Regions from separate parts of the Homo sapiens genome. Here all the other regions are linked to region 1. The links are chromatin loops, found by intact Hi-C in ENCODE. Cell type or tissue: heart right ventricle. All regions are shown on one strand.

What was found. Hi-C counts contacts between places; a loop is a spot of excess contacts. Peaks named below come from ENCODE experiments on the same cell type or tissue, not always from the same donor. Only the 100,000 strongest peaks of a DNase experiment are listed, where the experiment ranks them.
Region 2: a loop joins it to region 1, with 2.0 times the contacts of the local background. A loop is called at or near these places in 10 of 110 quality-filtered maps.
Region 3: it touches region 1 in a loop (5-fold over the local background); 16 of 110 quality-filtered maps call a loop at or near these places.

What each region holds. Positions count from the first base shown.
Region 1 is chr15:62,251,065-62,259,064 of GRCh38, forward strand. It overlaps the pseudogene GOLGA2P11. Among named protein-coding and RNA genes, the nearest start is that of MIR8067, 50 kb to the right of the region's middle. RefSeq lists an enhancer at 2,672-3,564 and a silencer at 3,286-3,580. In heart right ventricle, CTCF peaks have their summits at 2,425 (motif pointing left) and 3,481 (motif pointing left); DNase peaks (open chromatin) are centred at 3,457 and 5,527.
Region 2 is chr15:62,160,675-62,168,674 of GRCh38, forward strand. C2CD4B (C2 calcium dependent domain containing 4B) reads right to left here and starts at 4,611. Exons shown (of 2, transcript NM_001007595.3): 1 at 4,521-4,611; 2 at 2,861-4,350. The coding sequence starts at 4,310. The coding sequence ends at 3,216. LOC124903502 (a long non-coding RNA gene) reads left to right here and starts at 4,739. Exons shown (of 2, transcript XR_007064669.1): 1 at 4,739-5,498; 2 at 5,616-5,920. RefSeq lists enhancers at 4,062-4,661, 4,662-5,261. In heart right ventricle, a CTCF peak has its summit at 3,304; a DNase peak (open chromatin) is centred at 4,637; H3K4me3 peaks cover 4,237 bases; H3K27ac peaks cover 4,971 bases; H3K27me3 peaks cover 5,692 bases.
Region 3 is chr15:62,121,107-62,129,106 of GRCh38, forward strand. No RefSeq gene overlaps it. Among named protein-coding and RNA genes, the nearest start is that of C2CD4B, 40 kb to the right of the region's middle. In heart right ventricle, CTCF peaks have their summits at 3,933, 4,843 and 4,857; no DNase peak of the experiment used is centred here; H3K27ac peaks cover 1,882 bases.

The DNA.
Region 1 (8,000 bases):
GGATGGCCCCCTCCACTCTATTCCCCAGACCAGGAAGCGGTAGACAGGGGCCAGAAATGGATTTTAAAGGCAAAGTTCTCAGACCCACTAGGACCATGAACTGGTAAACTCTCCTCAAGCTCCCAAGGACAGAGGATTTGGGTCTTTGTTGGTTTTGGCCCACGGCCACAGAACTGAAAGTCCGAATCTGGATTCTCCCGAAAGGACAGTAACATAAACCTTTAGAGATGGAGTCTGAGAAAAGCTCACCCTTCTACCAGCTTGTGATTTAGAAAGGTGCATTCACTCAACAAACATTGACTGAGCACATACAGGCCAGGTATGGTTCTTCATAGCAGAGATGTAGGACAGAAAAGGACAGACAGGATCCCTTGGCCCTGAGGCTTACATTCTACTGGACCTTTAAATCGTGGACTCTCAGAGCTAACAGAGACTTTTGATACTTTCTAACTCTACCTCCTCGGGAAACACAAGCCCAAGGAGGAGAGGTGGCTTGCCCAGAATCAAAGAGCAAATTAGGGCCTGAGTCAGAGTGGAAATACGGGGCTCCTGACAACCAATCAGGCCAGTGCTTCCCTGAGAAGCCACAACCCCAGGACATGTGTGGCAAGGGCTGGAGCATGGGTATCTGAAGAAGAGACAGTAGGCAAAGAGGGCAGCAACAGAAGAGCCATGATGCATGCTCCGTGCTCTGGGGTCCCTCTAGCTGAGGCCTCGGCCCCCCTGCTCCCCATTTGCCCTTGGCATCAGGGACCCTCAGCCCTTTCTTCAGGGCCCCAAGGGGAAACTGGAGCCCAGGACTTGCAGCGTGGAATTGGTGGACCCCATTGAACTCTTACCAATGACTCGATGGTTTTATTCCGTCGACTGATTGTTATATAACTCGAGTCCAGGGCGACTGTTACCTCTTGGTATCTGCTCTGAGGCACGTGAAGAGAGGAGGAGTTGGAGGAGGATCGAGGGGAGAGGTAGAGAGAGCAATCATTAGGGTTGGGGGGAGGGTGTGAGAGGTCTCAGATGGCAGAGGGGCACCCAGCCCCCACTGTGGGAGGAGGTTGGAGGGCTGGCCTGCAGGGTCACTGGGTCATGGCCCAGGGCCTCTTACTTCCAGATCCTTCAGGGTAGCGGATGATCCAGAGCCCTCCGCACAGATACCTGTTGCTGACTACAAGAGATGAGAGTGCGCATGGAAATCTTCTGTCCCCTCCATGTCTAAGCCCTCTGACTTCCTTTCTTCCCCAGCAACTGACAACATTTTCTTTTCTGCCTAACTTGGACCCTTCATCCCATAACCTCTTTGTGCCAACTTCTCTCATGGTTTTTATCTCCCCACCATCCCTTCCTCCCAAGCAGCTCTCATCTGGTGTTTCTACAGTAGGATAAAATGATGTAACCAGCCACGGGGTACAACTCCTTCATGTGAACAGCCTCAAGGAAGAAGCCTCAGGGAAGAGGCAACTTCCTCAACATGGCCCAGCAAATCGGCCAGTCCCAGGATCTTTCCTCTCTCTGGTGATTCCTGCCTCAGTTTCTTTCTATCATACTTTCCTTTCCCCCGCACTCCCCTCAATTTCTGAAGTTCCTCAGAAACAACGCCATTGAGCTGTTGGGAGAGTTGTTGCAGGCTCTCGGTTAATGAGAAGGTCCTAAGGGCAGAGACACAGGCGTCAGGGGTGCAGGTGGCTCAATGGGAAAGAAGGTGTTAGACAGTGGCCTCCCTGACTCCCTCAGCCTAGAGACTGCTGCCCTGATAAGAGACACTCACTTGCTTTCATCCATGAGATTGGGGCTAGCATGATGATTCTGTGTGGGAAGAAACATATGAGATGGTCATTCAATTTCTGTAAGAATCACCGAGGACAGGTGAGCCAAGTTCCCAAGCTCATTCCAACAATATTCTATCTCCCCAAACCTCAAGGAAAAGCCCAGTCTCAGCCTTCCCCCAGCCCAGTCCCCAGGAAGGGCACCTGGCCCTAGGGAACAAACTACTTGTGAAAAGAGAAGAGAATCCATAGTAGGTACAGGAGGGCAGTGGGCAGAGGAGGAGGAAGCATGAACCTGAGGTGCCGCTATGCTAGCAAGACTGGCACCAGGGCAAGGGACACCACCAGGTAACACGGTGTCATTGGCAGGTGGCTAGACAGATGCAGCATTGTCTTTGGCGTCTGTCACAGAACAAAGCAGGGCATTAGGGGGCCATGCAGGAGAGAAGGTGCCTCAGTGGCATGGACACAAGAGTGTGGAACAGGTATGACAGATACTCACGCAATGACAGTGACAGTCATGCATGCTTGGAGCCACTCGGGGGTGTGGATATGGTTTGCCCAGGCCTTGGGCTGCTAGGCAGCATTTTGAATGGCCAAAGCTCAAAGCAGGGGCTGCACGGCCTCCTTCATGAATACATGAGGACCTCGCTCCCCCTGGAGTTCAGCAAAAGACAGCAGCAGGTTCTGACCTGTGGCAGCCACAGCAGGCTGGAGGAAGGTGTACCAAAGTCAGGGAAGAGAAAGGCACTGTTCTTCCAGACGGCCAGTCTGTGCCACAGAGTGACCCTAACTGGGCCCCTCCTGGGCAGAGGACAGTGATGAGGAAGTAGTAGTCTGGGCAATGTACAATGTAGCTGCCTCTCTCTTCTCTCTTCCCTTCTCCCTTGCAGTGGCATAATCAGCAGGGGCTACCATCTCCTACAGCTCGCCCAGCTTCTCCTGCAGCTCCTCCTTGACATGCTGCTCAGACTAAAGTGCATTGTTGATCTCCATATTCTCACTGTTCTGGACAGAGAGAAGCAATCACGCCACCCACTGCAGCTGGAGACCGCAGAACTTGGTGTCTGCCTCCCATGGCGCCGGGAAGGATGGAGGCAGATTAGAAAAATGATCCCCTCTCCCCCATAGCCATCAAACCAGGGCTCTGGCTCACAGGTCCCTTCAGAAGTGCCACTTCACATGAGGGCTACACTGCCCCACTTAACAGATGGGGAAACAAAGGCCTAGAGGGCTGGGGAGGAGGGCAGTCTCCCCAGGTGGGATGCACCAGTTTTACAAAGCTGCTCTCTGTAGCTGCTCCTTGAGCTCAGGGTTCTGGGAGAGTGTGGGGCTGATGGTGGTGAGGTCATTTTGCACGGTCCCCAGGGTTTGCCTGCATACCTCCGCCTGCTCCCCTCAGAGCTCAGCCACCCGCCCCAGCTCCAGCAGCCTCTCCTGCTCCCAGTTCAGGCATTTCAAGTCCTCATTGTCTTGCATGTGGGCCCACTGGAGCTGTCCTGCTAGACTTTCCAGCTCCTCCCACAGGTGCTCAGCCTCTGCCTGTAGCTGCTGCTGCAGCTGCAGACCCCAGAACTTGGTGTCTGCCTCCCACGGCACTGGGAAGGATGGAGGCAGATTAGAAAAATCATCGCCTCTCATCCACAGCCATCAAAGCAGGGCTCTGGCTCACAGGTCCCCTCAGAAGTGCCGCTTCACATGAGGGCTGCGCCCCCTGCTGGGGGCTCCAGGGGTGGGATTCAGCTGAGAAAGGAAGCAGACAATAACGGCCTCTGGATTCTCAAAAACACCCTCCTCTTGGTACACAGCTCCTCTCGGGCTCCCCAGACTTGGCCTCCCTGCTAATGATTCTCAAAAAAACCCTCTGCATTCTCAAAAAAAAAAAAACCCTCCTCTTGATCCACTGCACCCCTCAGGCTCCCCAAACTTGGCCTCCCTGCTAATGATTCCTTGCACCCTGATGGTAGCCAATCTTCCAAGCCACTTTCAGATAGAGACAACTGTGGGTGGCTGACAACACACACTTTTTCCTCTTTGCTGATGGGGACATTGAGGCTCATGACGATTACAAGACTTGCCGCCTCCTGGCACAGACCTCTTTCCCTCTGCCTCAAAGCCTTTCCATGCATCCACCTCTCTGGCATTCTAAGCCATCCCCACAGCCCTCTGATGCCAGTCCTGCTCCCAGGTCACCCCAGCCCCAGCTTACCCATCTGGTTCCTTAGTTCAGCCAAGATCGTCTCCAGCTCCTGTACTCGACTCATGCTATGCACCGTCTCCTCCCTCAACGCGTGCACCTGCCCAAAGCACAGGGGGAAAGGGCCCTGCAGAGAGGGGCTGGCAGCTGGACAAGCTACCATCTCCCTCTCTGCCCCTACCTCCACAAAGCCCAGACCCATGACCACCTCTGGCTGTGCTCCTCCCATTTCACAGATGCCTGGAACAATCAAGTGACCTATCTACGGTGGGGGCTGAAGGGTCAGGTCTCACCTGCTCTGACATCTCCCGCATCCTCTGCCACCACAAGGCGCTCTCTCCTTTCAGATTCTCAGCGTGTTGATCTTTCTCCATCTGTAGTTGTTTCAGTGACCCCATTACCTGCAAGAATGGGCACAGAAGTTAGGAAGGGCTGTCACTGGTCCTCACACGCTCCTGGCCACCTGGGGTCATCTTCCTTCCACATCCCTCCCTCTGCAAAGCCTCACCTGCCCCAGGTGTACTTCCAGCTGTGCCCGCTCCTCCATGGCCTGCTGTAACTGCTGGTTAGCATCAAGGGCTTCATAACCAGCTTCAACTCCTCCATCTGGGAAGCTGGGCTGCCAGGGGATGAGGGAGGCTGTAGGACTCACACTGTCCATGTTCTTCTGCTGCGTGGAGAGAGCAAAGAGAGTTCGTTCCAATTCTCCCGTAAACTGCTGGGAATACTGCAGGCAGCTGGCCAGATCTGTGGACTCTTCTGAAATGAGAGAGGTTGAGATGGGGCCCAAAGGACTACCCCTAAAATCCTGTCAAAGCAGCAGGTTGAAGGATGACGGGTGCCCAGATTCCCACCTTCAAACTGCCTGGCAGCAGCACGTTCAGTGTGATACAGTGCTGTCTTCATTTCTGCTTTCTCAAACATCAAGATTCCAATTGTCTGATTTGAACTTTTGGGAGAAAAGCCGAGCAGATGCTGAAAGAGAAGGAAAGCAACATTCTCCAGAGGACAGGAGGGAACTTCACACCCTCCACTCACCTCTAACTGCCTCTTTAGGGCTCTCCCTGGTTTTGCTGGCTTTCTTGCTTTTCCTATAGGAAGAGGAAGACACAGCTCTTACTGGGGGAGGCAGAGATGGCACAGCAAGGGACATGCCCCCAGAATGCCACCAATGCCCCAGGACAGGCCCACCCATGGGACCAGGTTATCAGGGACCCTGTGGGGATGAGGTGGAACCTGGGGGGTGAGCCTTCTTCCCAGGCTGGGGGTCAGCAAGACGAGACTAGCACCTCTACATCTGAGTGCCCCCCAAACCCAGCAGTCATGCTGTGAGCAAAGAAATTACATTACTAGTGTGATTCTAGTTGATCCACAATTTCCTGGTTGTGCTGTTTCCTTGGGAGAGTCAAAGGAAGGTGACCAAGGGTGGCCCCCTCCACTCTATTCCCCAGGCCATGAAGCAGTAGGCAGGGGCCAGGAGTGGATTTTAAAGGCAAAGTTATCAGACCCACTAGGACCATGAACTGGTAAACTCTCCTCAAGCTCCCAAGGACAGAGGATTTGGGACTTTGTTGGTTTTGGCCCACAGCCACAGAACTGAAAGTCTGAATCTGGATTCTCTCAAAAGGACAGTAACATAAAGCTCTATGAGGCAGGAAAATAAGGTCTGGAGGCAGGGAATCTAAGACTGTTTCGCGCTGATTTCCTAGAATCAAATTGAATGGTAAAGAGTGAGAAGTTCAGATCTGGGGATCCTGGGCCATTCCACACAGTGCCCTTTAAAAGGTCTAGAGCTGGGCTCAATGTACAACTTGGTCAATAAAGATCTCTACTGTGAAGTTGCTTTGCTTTAGAAATAAAATATTAAATAATTTTTAAAAAGATCTCAGGCCAAGGATGGTGGCTCATGCCTATAATAACAACACTTTGGGAGGCTGAGGTGGGTGGATTGCTTGAGGTCAGGAGTTCAAGACCAACCTGGGCAACATGGCAAAGCCCCATCTGTACAAATACAAAAATTACCCAGGAGTGGTGGCATGCACCTGTAGTCCCAGCTACTTGAGAGGCTGAGGCAGGAGGATCGCTTGAGCCTGGGAGGTGGAGGTTGCAGTGAGCCGAGGTCATGCCACTGCACTCCAGCCCTAGTGATAGAGGGAGGCCCCATCCCAAGAAAAAAACAAACAAACAAAAACTCTGCTATCTATTATCACCGTGGAATAGTTGAAGTGTTGGCTTGAACCTCAGAAGGAAATAAACAGGCTCATGAGCTAGCCATATAAGTATAATCTATATAATAATGGTTTTCATCCATGATGCATTTAAAACAAATTTAAGCCCTAACCCTGAGATTCTGGTTCCCCAGGTCTATGGCAGGGCCCAGTTTGTAGATTTTTAGCAGTCTCTAGAGGATTCTATGGCAGGACCAGAACAAGGACCCAAATTTTCCGGCTCTTGGCTGGAGCCTCCCCATAACCTGCATGATCCCTAGACCATGTCCCCAGCTGGATGGGGCTCCCACCACCCCTGGGGCTGCAGCCTCTTGCCAGAAGCAGGATCTTAGCCCTCTCCAGCTTCCTTTGCAGTTGCTTCAGATTGAGTCGAAATCTTCGGTCACTAGGACTTGAAGCTTCTCTTCTAGTTCTGAGTTCTTCTGCTTCCGGTCCTCGTTGTTTTGGCTATGGCCAGAGGCAGTAGAGAAAAGAATGAACAAAGAACAGAAAGGACTACTGTGGAATCAATGAAGAGCAGAAAGGACTGCTCCTCTATCCTCACCTCACCCCACAACCACAGAACCATGGCATTGGAAGGGACCTCAGGAATCAAAAGTCACAGGTGGCAGTCCAGAGAGAAGACATGAGTTCCCCGAGGCCAAAGCATGAGTCAGGGGCACAGCCGGCCCTAAAGCGTAGCCTGTGCACACATGCAAACCTGTATGATCACCTCACCATGCTCACCTGCAGCCTTCCCACCTCCCAGCACATCACCCACGCTAAGGGCCCCACACCTCCCATCCCACCCTCCCCCATCCTACCTATTCTTGTATGACTCCAGCCTGAGGGCATCTCTGTCTTTGGTTACCTCCTTGATATACTGCAAATACAGAAAGGTTAAGTCAGGACAAAACAGGCAGAGGAGCAGCTGGCTGGCCAGTAACAATAGCTATAATAACTATTCCCCAGTCAACAATTCCTTACTCTCAATCACAGCTGACATGTTTTCATGGCATTTCCAAGCCTATAGTCTCATTTGTTTCTCAAAGAACTCAATAAGGGTGGAAGCGACGGGGAAAGAGATCAAATTTATAGCTGGCTACCAGAGGCCCAGAGAGATCAGAGAATATTGCTATTGTTATTACCCTTATTACTACCACTGTTTGAAGCTTTGAGCGCTTCACCAGGCACCATGCTAGCAATCCCATTTAATTCTCACAACCACCATATGAGACAGTTACTATTTTTACCTCTATTGCGTAGATTAAAAAAATGGGGTATTAGAGGTTAATTGCTTGCCTAAGATCACTCAGACAGAGCTGGGATTTGAACACCCAGGTATATCTGATTCTCTAACCCTTTTTTTCACTGGGGGTCGGGACACAGAAAGGAAGGAGGAAATTAACTTTTTGTTCACTTTTTGAAAGAATGATAAATTCACATAGTCCCAAACTCAGAAGGTACAGAAGTGAAATATCTCCCAGCCACCCTGTTTCTCTCTCCTGAGTTTTGTATGAATCCTTTTGTGGCAGGCCAATTCTCCCTGATAGTCACACAGACAGGCCTTCATGACAGTCACACAGAGAGCCCTGCACCGCACTCCAGTTATACAAACAAATTTCCACAGAGCTGCCTTAACATTGAGCAAATAGTTAAACCTAGGGAAATCCGTGCCCAGGTATCAAAGCTAAAAATGAAACATATGGTCAGTAGGACCCTTGCATAGGCTTCTCCCTAACCTGGAGCAAGTCAAAATAATAGAGACAGTCTTATATTCCTTGTCTCGGGTCGACGGAATCTGAGACGAGTCAAGGTAACAGAGGCAGCTGT
Region 2 (8,000 bases), 90 kb before region 1:
AGCCGCAGAAGACCCTGAATAGCCAGAGCAATTTTGAGGCAACAGGATAAAGCTGAAGGAATCACACTACATGACTTCAAAATACACTACAAAGTTTTAACAACCGAAACATCATAGTATTGGCATAAAAACCCGACACATAGACCAATGGAGCAGAACAGGCAATCGATAAATAGATCCAAACATTTACAACTGATTTTCAATGAAGGTGCCAAGAAGACACATTGGGAAAGGACAGTGTCTTTAATAAATGATGCTAGGAAAACTGGATATGAACATGCAGAAGAATGAAGCTAGACCCCTATCTTTCACCACATACAAAAATTAAACTCAAAATGGATTACTAACTTAAATGTAAGATCTCAAACTGTGAAACTACAAGAAGAAAACATAAGGGAAAAACTTCATGACATTGGTCTGGGCAAGAATTATTTAGATAGGACCTCAAAAACCTAGGCAACAAAAGAAAAGATAGACAAATGAAATTACATCACACTAAAAAGCTTCTGCACAGCAAAGGAAACAATCAACAGAATGAAGAGACAACCTACAGAATGGGAGAAAATTTTGAAAGCTATGCATCAGGCAAGGGGTTAATATCCAGAATACATAATAAATTCAGACAACTCAATAGCAAACAAACAAATTTAAAAATCCAAATAATCTGATTTTAAAATGGGTAAAAGAAGACATACAAACAGCCAACAGGTAGATAAAAAAGTGCTCAGCATTACTAATCAGGAAAGTGAAAATTGAAATCACAATAAAGTACCACCTCACCTCAGCTAATGTGGCTTTCATCAAAAAGACAAAAACAAAAAACAAATCCTAGCAACAATGTAGAGAGGGCAGAACTCTTAAACACTGTTGGTGGGAATGTAAATTAATACACCCATTATGAAGATGACAAACATTTTTCAAAAATTTGAAAATAGAACTACCATAGGCTCCAGCAATTTCACTAGTGGGTATATATTCAAAGGAAAGGAAATCAGTATGCTGAAAAGATATCTTTACTCTTATCTTAATTGGTGCACTATTCACACTAGCTAAGATATGGAATCAACTTGTGTCTATCAAGGAATGAATGGATCAAATAATTTAGTATTTATACACAATGGATTACTATTCAGCCATAAAAAATGAAATCCTATCATTTGCAACAAGGTGGATGAACCTAGTGAAAATGATGTTAAATGAAATAAGCCCAGCACAGGAGAAATACTGTATGCTACTTCTAGTCAGCCATCTTGCTGATGTCACTCTCAGATTTCAGTGATCTTAACATTATATTTTTATATTTATATAAATATATAAATTTATATAAATATATAATCAGTCACAAGCAAATGTATTTCATCAAGTGCTCATTCCAGATTCTTTACCTATTTTAAGAAGTCAATGTTTTACATGAAGTTTCATTTTTGTTAAATTGAGCCCTCTGAAAAGGAATAAGCCTTTATGTATATGTCATCTTCATTATGTTCTCTGAAGTCTACAGAATGAAGCTAATTCCATTTCTACTAAATAAATAAATGAATACATAGGTTGAACAGCCTCTTCTTGGAATACTTCCCTCCAACACACTGGCCTCACCTCCTCTGACCCACAGGGGTGGGTCAGTCTTCTGGAGAAGTCAGAACACTTGGTTCTTGTTTGAATTCAGCTATGCACATTAGCTGTATAGCTTTGGGCAAGTCATCTCTGTGATGTTTTCTCAATATCAAAAGTAGTTTGATGAGATTATTTTTAAAGGCTAATTTGTTCACTTTGAAATAATATTTCAAATCCAGGATTTTTATTTAGTCTGATCAAATTTGTACCCAGACTTCATTATTATAACAACAATGCAGAAGGAATTTCTGATGTAGAATGACGGCAAACTGTTGCTTATGGGGAAATTTACCATGGGGATACTGAAGGGTTCTACATTCCCACTCCTGGCTCTTCTAAGTCCTCAGTCACAGGTAGCCCTACCTTTTCCAAGCTCCACTCCAGGAGCAGGGAGAAACAACTGGAAAGAAAGAAGACCTGAAGGAGTTCATTCTCTGCAACATTATTGAGCACTATTCAACAGTACAGTGCAAGCATTTCAGGTTTGCTCTCATATTTCACATGTATTCAAGGGTTATTTGGATATTAAGGTATATCTTCACAAAACCCTGTGAGGTAGATATTACTCCCTTTTCACTGATGGAGAAAATGAGGCTCAGGGAGAGTAACTGATTTGCCCTAGTCCAGAAAAGTGGCAGAAAAAAAATTGAACTCTCTATTTGTCTCCAACTCCATTGTGCTTTCCACTACATGGTGGATTCCCGTGGCCCAGGGCAAATTCTCTTGGGTATAATCAGTTTCCAGTGGACTTAGGTTTATTTGTTGAATTAACAAATGAAAATCAATTGGATTTTTAAAAACACTCTCTAGAACCCAGTGTTCAAGAAACTGACTACTTACTTTTTAACTCATCTAGGAAATCCTACCGCAAAGCTAATTAGTGTGTAATTAGATACATAGCTAGGTGAGAAAATGCCACAAAAAGTATCATCTTGTTTACAGAGGCAAGAAAGATTTCTAAGATTTCCTAGGTAAGGAAGAGAGAGACCCCAGGAATAGCTATTCCCTAGATAACCCATCTATTGGAAGGTCCTCCACTTCCCTGTTTTCCTCACCAATTTTTGAAAAACTCACTTCCAAAAGAAAACTTTCTACAAAAAAATTTTCTTCCCACCAGGGTATATACATCCTTATAATACAAGTGTCTCACTCTGATGTGTGCGCGTGCGCAAACACAAATTAGGATATTACCTATGCCGCATCAATATGTAAAGCTGTGTATATGAATCGTAACGTTGGGCATGACTCTGAATGAATAACTTGCTTTATTAAAAAAAAACTGTAACATTGATAGAAAACCGGAAGGAATTAAAAACAATGCAGATGGGTGTACTTCCTTTCTCTCCCAGTCCCAAGCCAACCCATTTTTCCTTGGAATGCAAAAATGGTCTGGAAAGAGATATGGGGGTCCTGTGAACAGAACAGGGAGTCATTATCTTTTTCTTCTTTACCAATAGACGATGACAAATGTGGATGGTGAGGAAGTAAAACGTCAATAAAGCAGTATCATAAATAAAAAAATAAATAACGTTTATTCTGTACCACGCGGCTGTCAGTGTCCGGAGTCTCCAGGGCAGAGCGCCCCGGGGAGGGCTGGGCCCTCAGAGCAGCAGGAGGGCGCCCAGGGACAGCTCACCCTGGCCCAGCAGGCGGCCCCGATCCCGGCCGCGACCCTCATCCCGGGCCTTGACGCGAACGGCCAGGCGGCGCACCTCGTCTTCCGAGAGGCCGTCGAAGCAAAAGTCCTGGTCAAAGGAGGCCTTGCGGCTGCGCCCCACCACAGCGCTGCATTGCCAACGCGCAGTGCCCGGCGGCCGCAGGACGAGGCTGAGGCGGCAGCGGACGGCGCGGGGCCCGGGGGCGCCTCCGAACAGGCTCTCCGCGCGGAGCAGCCGGAGGCGGAGACGCCGGGTTCCCGGACAGTACTCAGCAGCCAGGCGCAGGGCGTCGCCGGCGCGGCCCAGAGCCACGGTGCCCTTGGCCTCCAGGCGCTCAGGAAGCGGGGCCCTGGATGACAGCGGGCTCGAGGAGGGGGCCCGGGCCGGGGACTCGGATCCCGCGCGGCGCTCCTCGTCCTCGTTCCCGCTGGAGACGGAGCGGACGCGGGCCAGGCGGCGACTCCTTCCAGCCCGCAGCGCGCGACTCAGCAGCCCGTCGGGGACGCGCAGGAGGCGGCAGCGGCGGGGCCCCGCAGCGAGCGCGTCCTGGGGCAGGCGGGGACCGCCGGGGGCCGCGGGGGTGGCCGGGCCCGGACCTCGCGGGCCGCACAGGGTCCCCAGGGGGGCGTCCGGGCCTCCGCCGCCGCCGCAGCTGTGGGCCCGGGGCCGGGGCGCGGGCGGGCCCCCGAGCAGGAGCGACTCCTTGCGGCGCGTGTGCGGGCTCTCGAGCAGCGCGCAGAAGCCGTAGGTGGTGCGCACACGGGGCAGGTGCGGCAGTGACAGCGCTGCCTGCGAGCGCGGGTCCCAGTCCGTGCGGCCGGCGTCCTCGTCTGCCGCGCGGGGCCACAGGTCGCTTTCAGCGGCGCAGCGCCGGGGCACGGCGGCGGCCCGGATTGGAGACTCGAGCGTGCAAGGGGCCGGCAGCCGCGGCGGGATGCAGAATTCGGGGATGCGATTCGGCGTGAGCACTTTGGCGAAGGCGGGCTTCGGCGCGGAGCTGCCTGCGGCCGAGGAACAGAGTTTCTCGAGGAGCCGCATCCTTGGAGGCTGGGGCTAGGAGTGGCGGGAAGAGGTGCGCCTGCGGGGGAGAGAAGCTGCTGAGTTTGGGCGCCTGGAGCTGCTGCAGCCCCTCGACGCGGCTGGATCCCTCCCCCAGACCCTGTAAACGTCCCCCACGTGTTTAAGACCCCAGACCAGTTCCAGCCTTCCTCTCCCCTGCACCCACAACAAATCAGCCCCGCTTCAGACCTTTCTCTCTTCTTCAGTGTCTCTGGATCTGGTTGCAAGCTCAGTGCCAGTGGCCTCTAGCCCGCTGCCGAGGCGCCACCTTCAGTACTGCGGCCAGGAGAGTGGCGCTCCCCTCTTATACCGTAGGCTGAGTCCCGCCCAGCCGCCAGCGGCCCAACCCGGAGGTGCTGCACAGCCCGCCTTCCCGCCACCCTCTCCCACGACGCCGGGAGGTCTGCATGCACTGGGCGCTCAGGTCTGCGCGAAGCTGTCGCGGGAGCAGGCACCTTGTGGTCAGCTCTGGGACCCGCATTTGCAGTGAGTGCGTGGAGCCCCAGGCAAGGCCTGGGAAAGGTTGCAGGTGAAGAGAGGGCACCCTGTCGTCCTGCCAAGGAAAAATTGGCGGCTGAAAATGTTTCTGGCTTCTTGGAGAAGGTGAGGCTGGACGAGGAAACAGGAAGTTAATTTGGCTAGGAGATAAACCGTCACTCACCCTGCATGTAACCTGGACGTGACCTGCACGTCCTGGGAGCTTCTGTTTTCCTGTCCCCACGCACTCGCAGCGTGCAGACCAATATGGTTTCCAGTTATTTATATACTTATTTACTGTCTGTCTCCCTCTGCTAGACTGTGCTCTTTTTGATAGCATAGGCCCTGGCTCAGTCCATGCCCTAAGTACTGGTGAAGTGGGTAAATTAATCGTTGAGAAAATTTCTGATCGCTTCTTGGTCTTTTGGCTAAGATCAAGTGGAGAAAGCCTCTGAATGGCTGCAGGCTCTGCCTGTCATCTTGATAGTTACAAAACATGGGGCTTCTGGCTCCTGCCCTAAAATAACACTTGACGTTTTTAAAACTACCCCTTTTTTTTTGCTCTAGCACGGAGGTATCCAGTTAGAAAGCACCTTCCCGAAATATAGATTCCTTCTTTCCACCCCCGACCTTCATTTTCTGAGATGTGAAGACTGAAATCCCAGAGGGACCTGAGGAAATTCCAGAAAGGTTAAAAAGAGCCAGTTAATGGCAGAAGCTGGAACTAGCAATTTCCTGTTTCTTTGGCTTTGCATGTGATGCTTCCTGTGATCTGAAATGCCTTTTCTCTGCTTTTTCTTTATATAGGAATTCCTGTTTATTTTCTGTAATTCAGCCCACGCATCGTCCCTTTCAGGTGCCTTCACCCACCCAGCCGCCGCGGAACTCCCCTGCTCCAGTTCCTCAGTCCCTCCTCATTTCCTTCCTACATCTAGGGGCCACCATTGTTGCGGTTCGCATGCTGCTTTGGAATTTTCGGTTTACAGTTTTGTCTCCCCCTAATAGCCTTGTGGGTTTTCAGTGGGCAAGGACTGGGGCAGCTCAACCAGAAGGGGATTTCGGGAGTCTATTATGAATAAATGAAAAATAAAAGTCCTAAGATCAAGAACTGGGATTGCCTCCATCCCGGTTGCCTTATCCAGGCTACAAGCCTGGCTGTCTTATTCGTCTCTACGTAATTCTAGCACCCAGGATACAATGCCAGGCAAATAGTAAGGGCTTAGTAAATATTTGATGAATTGTATTGAATTGATACTGATCTGCAGGTCTTATGACTGTCAGGTGCTATCAACCACATATCTCTCTACGTAATTTGATTTCTTTCTCACAGAAAACCAATAAGGAAGACATTTTTTCTGTTTCCCAGATGAGAAACTGAGGGACTTGTCTAGGGTCATTCAAGCTATGATCATAGCGTACATAGAGCCTAAGTCCTAGCTTTTTGGCTAATTTCTTCTAATTCATTCCGTCTTTCCTTTCTTCCTTTTTTCTGTTCTTCCATCCTTCCTCCATCTATTCACTCAGTTCAATATAATGCAGAGTCTACTGTGTGATTTGTATCGCCCTTTACACCCAGAATGTTAATTCTTACAGCATCTCAGTCTACTGTTAAGTAGTATTTTCCACTATACTTGCTTTGGAATAAGCCCCACTATTTTTAAATCCTTAAAGGTGAAAAGAGTAAGTGTTTCTCTGGGCTAATAATACTTTACTGCTTAATTGACCCACAGGTTCCGCATCCCCCAATTCAACCAACCACGGATGGAAAATATTTGGAAAAAATAATAATACAAAAGAAATGAAGCAATAAAATAACTATTCACATAGCATTTACATTGTAGTAGGTGTTAGAAGTAATCTAGAGATGACTTAAAGTATATGAGAGGATATTCATAGGTTACGTGCAAATACTATGCCTTTTTATATAAGGAAATTGAACATCTGAGGATTTTGGTATCTTGAGGGACCTTGGAACCAATCCCCCTCAGACACTGAGGGACACTTGTATGCTTTTTTAATGGGGCAAGTATCGATCAATATGCAGCCACTGGGGCCAGGGAGCAGTAGCCATTCCTGCTAAAGCCAGATTTTCAGGCACAAACATCCCGAGGGGTGTCTGACAGGATCATTTCCCTGTGATTCTTCAGGCCAATGTGCTGATTCATGGGCAAACGGTCTCTCTAAAGTGGAGCACACCTGCATTATGTCCTGCAGTAGATGCAGCTCGTTTCAAATGAAACCTCAGTGAAAATGGCCTTGGTGACAATGAACACTCAGACATCATATCGGTGGGTGAAAGATGCTGAAAGCAGGACATGGGATTTGAGTGATTGCACTCCCAGCACGTCCATGTTTACAGAGCAACGCAAACGTGGCTATTAACACAATCCCTATCTAGAGGGTTTTCCAGAACTGTTATCTTCCCATGAATCAATATTCTATAGAAGAGAAAGTAAGATACAGGGAAATTAAATTACTTACCCAGGGATCCTTTTCAGATAGTCACTTATTCAACCACAGCTATAGGCTGGAACCCACAGTTGGAGGCCTGGCTTCCTTCCATATTCTTAAATCACACTGGGAGAAAATAAAAAACAGCTCCTCAGTGGAAACTTCGATCGCTCCAGTTGTTTCAGTTTTGTGCCTAATAACCACATAAAGGCCACTATCATCTTGTATTCAAACCTTGAAATTGTTATTTTAAAGAAATGATCTCTTTAATAACAATAATGTTTACTGACTATGTAGTAGGTGGAAGTCATGTTAAATGCTTCATATACTTTATCTTATCTAATCAACCCTATAAAGAAGGTAGAGATGCAGAAACAGGCTCACAAAGGGAAAAAAACAGAATAAAACTTCTCATAAATCTCACATACAGTAAAAGCAGGGCTGGAACTCAAATCCAGATCCATCTGGCTCATGGTCCTGTGTGCTTATAACCCCTTCCCTACAGTGCCTCTCTCAAAGCCATTTCTCCTGAACCCAGCTCCTCTCTAGGTAGCTAGATAATAGAGAAAGAGACCCTTGTTCCAAGGCCTTGAATTGAAACTTACACACCTTATTGATTATACCAGTACCTCATATATTAAAGCATGACATTGTCATAAGCAGGAAAGCATGCGTTATGCACAGTAGTGCTGTGCCATTTGTAGACAGAATCCTTGTCCCCCCAGGAAGTATAGTCGTTCT
Region 3 (8,000 bases), 130 kb before region 1:
CTGCCTCTCTTCTCAGCACATCCCTGAAGCCCCACTAGAAATGCAGTGATGTGGAGAACATCCTAGTTAAGGCAACACCTCTCAGAGCTGTATGTAGTCATGTTACCAAAAAGTGGTCCCGACCTAGACCCCAAGAGAGGGTTCTTGGATCTCAAGCAAAAAAGAATGGGGGCGAGTCCACAGAATAAAGTGAAAGTGAGTTTACTAGAGAAGTAAAGAAACAAAAGAATGGCTACTCCATAGAAAGAGCAGCCCTGAGGGCTGCCATTTGACTATGTTTATGGTTATTTCTTGATCATATGCCAAACAAGGGGTGGAATATTCACAAGTTTTCCGGGAAAGGGCCGGGGATTTCCCAGAACTGAGGGTTCCTCCCATTTTAGACCATATGGGAAGTTGCCATGGCATTTGCAAAATGTCATGGGAGTGTCTTTTAACATGCTAATACATTGTAATTAGTGTATAATGAGCAGTGAGGACGACCAGAGGTCACCACCTTGTTTTTGGTGGGGTTTGGCTGTTTTTTTTTTTTTCTACCACATCTCATTTTATCAGCAGGGTCTTCATGACCTGTAGTTTGCAAAACCAATCCTGCAGATTCCTATCTCACTTATTCGAACACCTGTGACAATTATAAGCTGCTTGACTTGGGGTGTAAAACGCCAAGGGATGTGCTCTGGTAACAACAGGTAATAAATACCTTGGCTGCCTTTGGAGTTTCACTTTGCTGAGTGGAGTGTACATATTTGGATCCACAGCCGAATTGCCCAGACCACAGAGAGGACAGGCTCTTAGTGGTGACATGCCTGTTGCACTGCTCTTCCCCCAGGCAGGTGCTCCTCTAAATAAATGTTCTGCATTTCTTTGAAGGGGCTCTAAACTGTTATCCCGCCCAGGGTGCCCATGCATGTCAGCCCACTCCCCTCAACCCCATGCTGTACCCCACAATTTACCATTCCTACCAATCCATTTTACCTTCCAACCTTGCCCCCACCCCATGGTGGTCTCAGCCACCACCACTAGGCAATAAGAGCTACCACTGGGTTAAAATGACAATTGTTTTAGCCAAATTTCCTCAAAATAAACAGAGTCCAATCTATGTTCAGTGCTATCCAAGATCATCCCAGACTCACTTCTAAATTTCGTTTCAATGGTTTCCTAATGGAGCTTCAAGACAATTCACACTAAGTCTTTTACCCAATGGAACCCTTGTCTCTTAGCTTCTGCAGTAACCTAGCAATCCAAATTCAAAAAGAGGAAGTGAAGGGCTTGTGGAAACTGGGTCAGCATCTCTTAATGGTGTTGATTCAGCAGAGAATCTAGGCCAGTGACATTTTGTCATGACCTACATTGCGGTAGAACCTTTCATTATACATGGAACTTGAGGCAAGGTTGATTATCTTGGCCTGTAAATGAAGGCACTTCCCCCTCATTCTTGCCAAAGAGAGTGGAAAAACACTTTTAAAAGTCACTCTACCAACTTTAGCCTTAAGATATTGGGTAAGCTACTTGGCTCTGGGTTTCAATGACTACCAGTTGCCCAACGGCATCTGGATGGCTGCTCTGCAGCCACTGTGGGTTTGTTTATAACCCGGGTTTTCAGGATAGAGGCTTTTTATCTTCTTCCCTAAGCAGAGAACAATAACCAGAGTGTGTTTAACCATGAAAGAATAAGGGTAAGCAAATTTGACTTTAAGGCCATGACGTCAAGTGGGGTAAAGAGTCAGTCTCGTTTTGCAGGTAGTTTCACGCAGGTTTGGGCCATATGAGGTCCACCCAGGGTCAGACCGTGAACTCCCTGACATCAGTCCTACAGACACACAAGGAGAGCCTGTTAGACCCGGAAGTATATTTGTCCCTCACTCAGATATACAAAATAATCTGCTCCCAAAAATGTGATTATGGTAAATATTACTTATTTTGTTAGTCTTAGAGCAGGCAGCGACACTTTCTATGCCCTGCCATTGACAAAACCATATGGCCTACTAAGACCAATTTTTAGTGAAGTAAATTCAAGTCCATAAATATTTTATCATTCAAAAATACAATTCCTAACTTGTCAGTAATGGTTACTAACATTTTCTAGAATCTCTTGATTGTAAGGTTAATTTTCATTGAATGTTTCAAGCTCAAGCAGCCTTCACTGCTTTTTATCACTCTGGGTAGAATGGACCACTTTGTTCCCACAGTCCCCTCTACATGCCTTTATTGAAGTGCACATCACTGATGCTTCCAGTTTTGTTCATGTCTGTCTCCATATTGTCTCTCGATGTTATTAAGGGTCAAGGTCATATTTTGATCATCTGTATCTTCTCAGTGCTTAGTATAGTGCCCGGTACAAAGCTGACATCAAATATATATCAGTTGCATAAGTAAATGGATGAAATCTCTTAGAACAGTGCAAAATGTACGGTTTCTGCAGTCAGCTTAGTTTCTTTCATTAGCCAAATCATGACCAATAAGCAAGATTGAAGAGTTAAAATATGGACAAGAATAATTTCTCATTTTCCATTTTCTTCATTTCATAAAGTTTTCTTCCAACTATCCCGTTTCTTCAAAAAAGGATATTTGTATTTTAAGGATATTTTTATTTCTTTTAAGAGTTTATATTATGTAAAGCTGTAAATTCTGCACAGAGATGAGTATAATCCACTATGTAACAAGAGACTGGATTTTTGTCCAGGCTCTAACAATAATCAACTGTGTCACATTAGGAAAGTCACTTCCTTATCTGTTGAGAACAGCTAGAGGTGGCAGATGAGTTTCATCTCAAGGATCAACTCCAATCAATTAGTAGTGACCAGATAAAATACTGTATTGAGGATTCTAAAATCCTATTGACATCAGTGGGAAAGAATGCTGGGATCAATTAGTGAGGTCTATAATGAATATGGTGGGAAAGAATGATGGAAAATAAGCCAGATATTAGCCAACCTAGTATAAATGATCTCACCAGTCCCCTTCAAGCTCTAAAATCCTGATTTGTCTTTTATTAATTCACAGATTACCCAGAATATTTTTAACATTTATAACATACACATATATATATGGCCAGGATATATTCAGTATTTACTAAATCCTGGCACTATGCAAAGTACTTTGCATGGGTTGTCTCATTTCCTCCTCACAACACTGCTAAGAGGCCCACACTATTATTATTCACATCATACAGGATGAGGAAACTGAATCCAGAGAAGTTGAATGGCTTGCAAGTTCACACGGCTATTAACAGTGAAATCGAGACTCACATCCTGAGCACCTTTCTCCCGGAACTATGCTCTTAATCGTTATGTTGGGTTAGATAGTCTACTTTGGCTTCCTTCTAAACAAAACAAAACAAAGAAAACCTAAGATAATGTCTGCAATAGAAAAAAGAAGCATATTCAGCTGACAGGAAATTGCTTGTATTCCACTCTGACAGACAATGATTTGCAACGTTAAGTAACAAAGGGCAGTACAAATATTGACTGTTCCTGAATCACTGATACTGTAAGCAAGTTGTTTGAAATACACATGTTCTTGGGAAAATTCAGACACGTAATCATTTTTCAGTAGTACTATAGAGTTCATGAAGTTAAGATATTTTATGTAAAATAAAACAGGAAATTAAGAAGTTAAGAACATCCTTTGAGGCCTTGATGCTAACAGATATTCTTTTAGATAGGTGGTCAGCAACTTTTCCTATCACATATCATCCTCAGCCCCCTCTCAGCTCCACTGACTTCCCTGACACTCAGCAGATGAGCTCCTCTCTCATTTTTCCTTTTAGGCCAGGTAGACTCATCCATTACACCCCTGCCAGGTCATAATGGCAAGCTACCCTGCAAAAGCTTTTCTAGGTTCAGATTAGAAGAGGTGCTCTAATTCACAGATTGTGGCATGATAGCTTCCTAGAAATGGCTACACACAGCCAGAAATGGCTAAACAAATTTAATTTACCAATAGGTGGAGCATGAGACCTGGCCACACTTCCTTTCACTAAAACCTCAGAAGCACTACCAACCCTCAACGTTAGAAAAGGTCATTTACATGGATGCCCAGAGGGTGGGAGAATGTGCATACTACTTCACAGAGGAGGACGCTACATTTTGCTGCATTTTGTACATGCATTTTCTTGTGTCTTTACTCTCATTTCCCTACTCACTCCTCTCTATTCAAGACTATTCCTTATGTCATCTAGGCTCTGATCTCATCATTTATAACTTTCTTCTTTCCTACATTGGGTTTAAATTAATTTCCAATTACTCATTAAATACACTAATGGATTCTCCTTTTAAGAAATTCAGACATTACAGATAAGGCTAAAGTCCCATAGGCAGTTGAAAATATAGATCTTGAAGGAGAGGTCTAGGACTAGTAGCTTAAATGTAACTGAAGCTTACCATTGGTCATCATGATGGACAGAATTTTCTCCTCTGTATTAAACTTTAAAAAAAAAAAAGTAGTTCCCTCCTCCTCAGCATAAGTTGCCTCAAATCACTTTTACTTTCAGAAACAAAACAAACAAAACCAAAAAACCCTCTCTTTTTCCTAAATCTTCCTCTAGCTACCATCTCTTTTCCTCCTCTCCTTCCAGTCACTTCTTTTAAGGTTTTCTCTGTATCTTTCCGTTTATGCAGTTTCATTACAATGTATCTTCTTCCTGTTTACATTGGGTTAGACCTAATGACAATGAACATAAATTTATATCAAGAGCAAAACAAAACAAAAAAACACCCAAGTTTATTTAATTGCTGCCTTCTGCTACCCCTTGGCCCAGAGAGCTGGGAGTAGGGATGGGGAAGCCAGAAGGCAGTGCACGATTAGACCCATCTGGTATATTCTCAGACAGACAGACAGAGGGCCCCCTAACGGTAAGCAGCTGCTTCTTCCAGTTATAGGACAATATTTGCATCCTGGAATTCCCAGCACACTGTTAAGTACTTGGCACAGCTGGAGAGCAGGTTATTGCTAAGTTAAGCACTTCCTTTCACAAAAGCTTATCTAGGTGTAAGTGATTATTACCAGAAGTGTCCAGCTCACTTCTCTACTTCATCCCTGTCAGTCAATCATACTCATATGTTTACTCTCATATATTTACTCTCATATCATCACATATCATCATAATAAATTTGTTTATGCTTTTAAGCCTAAGATCCTTCTAATTTTTTCTGGCAACACTCCAAAAAGAGTCTCAATACATGAGGTATTAAGCTATTAAATCCATGGATCAAAAGGGAAGGCCCAAAATTTTCTCTTACTATAACATTCCATATGTACACAAACAAACCAGAAATAAATTCTCTTCATAAAAGGACAGCTAGTTGTCTTGATAAAATTTAATAAGTAGTATCCATTCTTTCCCCAAAGATTTAAAACCACTTTTACCATATGGATTAGTCCATTTTCATGCTGCTGATAAAGACATATCTGAGACTGGGCAATTAACAAAAGAAAGGTTTATTGGACTTCCAGTTCCACGTGGCTGGGGAGGCCTCACAATCATGGCAGAAGGCAAGGAGGAGTAAGTCATATCTTATGTGGATGGCAACAGGCAAAGAGAGAGCTTGTGCGGGGAAGCTCCCCCTTATAATACTGTCAGATCTCGTGAGACTCACTCTCTATCACAAGAACAGCATGGGAGAGACCTGCCCCCATGATTCAATTACCTTTCACCAGGTCTCTCCCACAACACATGGGAATTCAAGATGAGATTTAGGTGGGGTCACAGCCAAACCATATCACCATAAACTTCATTTTTAACTATACAGGGCTCTGTTTTCTTTCTTTTTTTTTAATGGTTCTTTGATCTTTAATTCTAGTCCAATGTCAGTACTATGCTGTTCTAATTGCTGCAGTTTCTCATTATATTTTGATATTTGGTAGGGTAAGTGCCCTTTTATTGTTATTTTCAGCAAAAATATTTTGGAGGGGGATCTAGTCTATACACTTGGTCTTCCATGTGAACTTCAGAATCAGCTTGTTATTTTCTATTAAATATTATTTTTGAATTGGTATAGGGGCATATTAAATCAGTGAGAATGAGCTGGACTTTATAATATTCCAGTATTGGAGATAACCAGATAACTACATGGAAAAAAGATAAAATCATATTTACTATTGTCACAATTTATCAAGATATTTTCAACATGGACAAGATATTAATGCAAAAATAAAACGACAAAAATACTTAAAGAAAATGTGAGTGAATTCCTCTATAAGCTGTGAATGTGGAAAATCTTTATATGACTCAATATCCAGACAAGGTAAGGAAGATTGATAAAGCTGACCACATTAAAAAAAATTAATGGTAAAAGACTCCAACAAATGACAAAGTAGACACATGACAACTGGAAAAAATATTAGCAACTTGTATCATAGGTAAAGAGTTGATACCCTTAATATACAAAGAGTTTCTAAAAACAATCAATAACCCTATGGAAAAATAGGCAAGAGATAAAAGCAAAATAATAAGAGAAATGCAACTTAAAGTTTTTTTCAAATCTGCTCCCCAAATATCACCAACTGATAATACAAAGCCAAGTTTCTTGCTTTCATTCATAAGGGAGAATATCACTTCAACAGAGCTTTCATAGCGTCTTGGAGGGAAAAGTAATGTAAGATTTTATTAAGAATAGGAAAGTTGGGGCCGGGTGTGGTGGCTCACGCCTGTAATTCCAGCACTTTGGGAGGCAGAGGCAGGCAGATCATGAGGTCAGGAGATCGAAACCATCCTGGCTAATACGGTGAAACCCCATCTCTACTAAAAATACAAAAAATTAGCCAGGCGTGGTGGTGGGTGCCCGTATTCCCAGCTACTTGGGAGGCTGAGGAAGGAGAATGGTGTGAACCCGGGAGGCAGAGCTTGCAGTGAGCCAAGATCGCGCCAGTGCACTCCAGCTTGGGTGGCAGAGCAAGACTCCATCTCAAAAAAAAAAAAAAAAAAAAAGAATAGGAAAGTTGGATTCCAGTAGGTCTTTCAAAGTAGGGTCGGGGAAAGGCTTGATTAAAATTGGGGAAGGATCCCGATATACACTTGAGGATCATGACAGACTAGTGGAAACCACAAGGTAAGGATTTTGAGGTGAGGGATTCAGAATCTTAGGGCATCAACTGTCTTTCGATGCTTTCTACTGAAGAGTTGATGGAATTTTCAGGAAGTACCCGTAATGAAAAATCAAGTTTTTTGTCTGGGCAAGAGTATTTTGGAATAATAAAGTTATGCTAATAAAGACAATAAAATATAAAGCCATGTCATGCAGACAATAGGTTGTGTGGAGGATAAGTAGTTTCAGTCGTCAGTGTCCACACTATGCAGTGGGGGGCGAGGAGTAGGTGGTTTCAATTCTTACAACACTGAGACCTCCAGTTTCAGCTTAGAGATATAGAGAGCTAAAAAAATAAATAAAAGGATGTTCTCCCTTTTACTAACGAGGAAAAAGATGGACACGCTGCAAACTAATGACTTTTCTTGAACCGGCAGAGAATTAAAATTGCAGGGCAAATAATTAACCTAAAAAGTAGAGAGACAATTACCTGTAGGGAGAAACAAGACCTAAGCATTTGTTACCTGGAATAAATGCTCTCAAATGTCGTATAAAACAGAGGACATTCAACTAGAAATTTTTAACAAATTGTGGGTCGGTATGAGTGTGAAGCCCTTGGAGACAAAGATGGGGGGTGATATTCCAACTTTTTGCTGGTCTCTCTTCCAGGAACTCCACTAGGCTCTCACAGAGGAGACGGGGAGAAGCATGAGAAAGTCCATCTTCTAGGGTTGGAGGGCAACAGCAGCCACTGCAGAAGCTCCACCTAGACTATCTTCCCTACTTTTGCAAAAGAAGGAAAGTCTCAGTCTATATGGGGAAGGTCATCAAAACCTGTATCTGAGGGCACTGGTGGAAACCCACTTCAGCTAGGGGAGGCAAGCATGCGAGTAAGGATAGAACAGTAATACAAGATAGGCCCAGCTTTATGTCTGGAGGAGAGGCAGGAACACCTGTGAAAGCCACAGTTTGGAA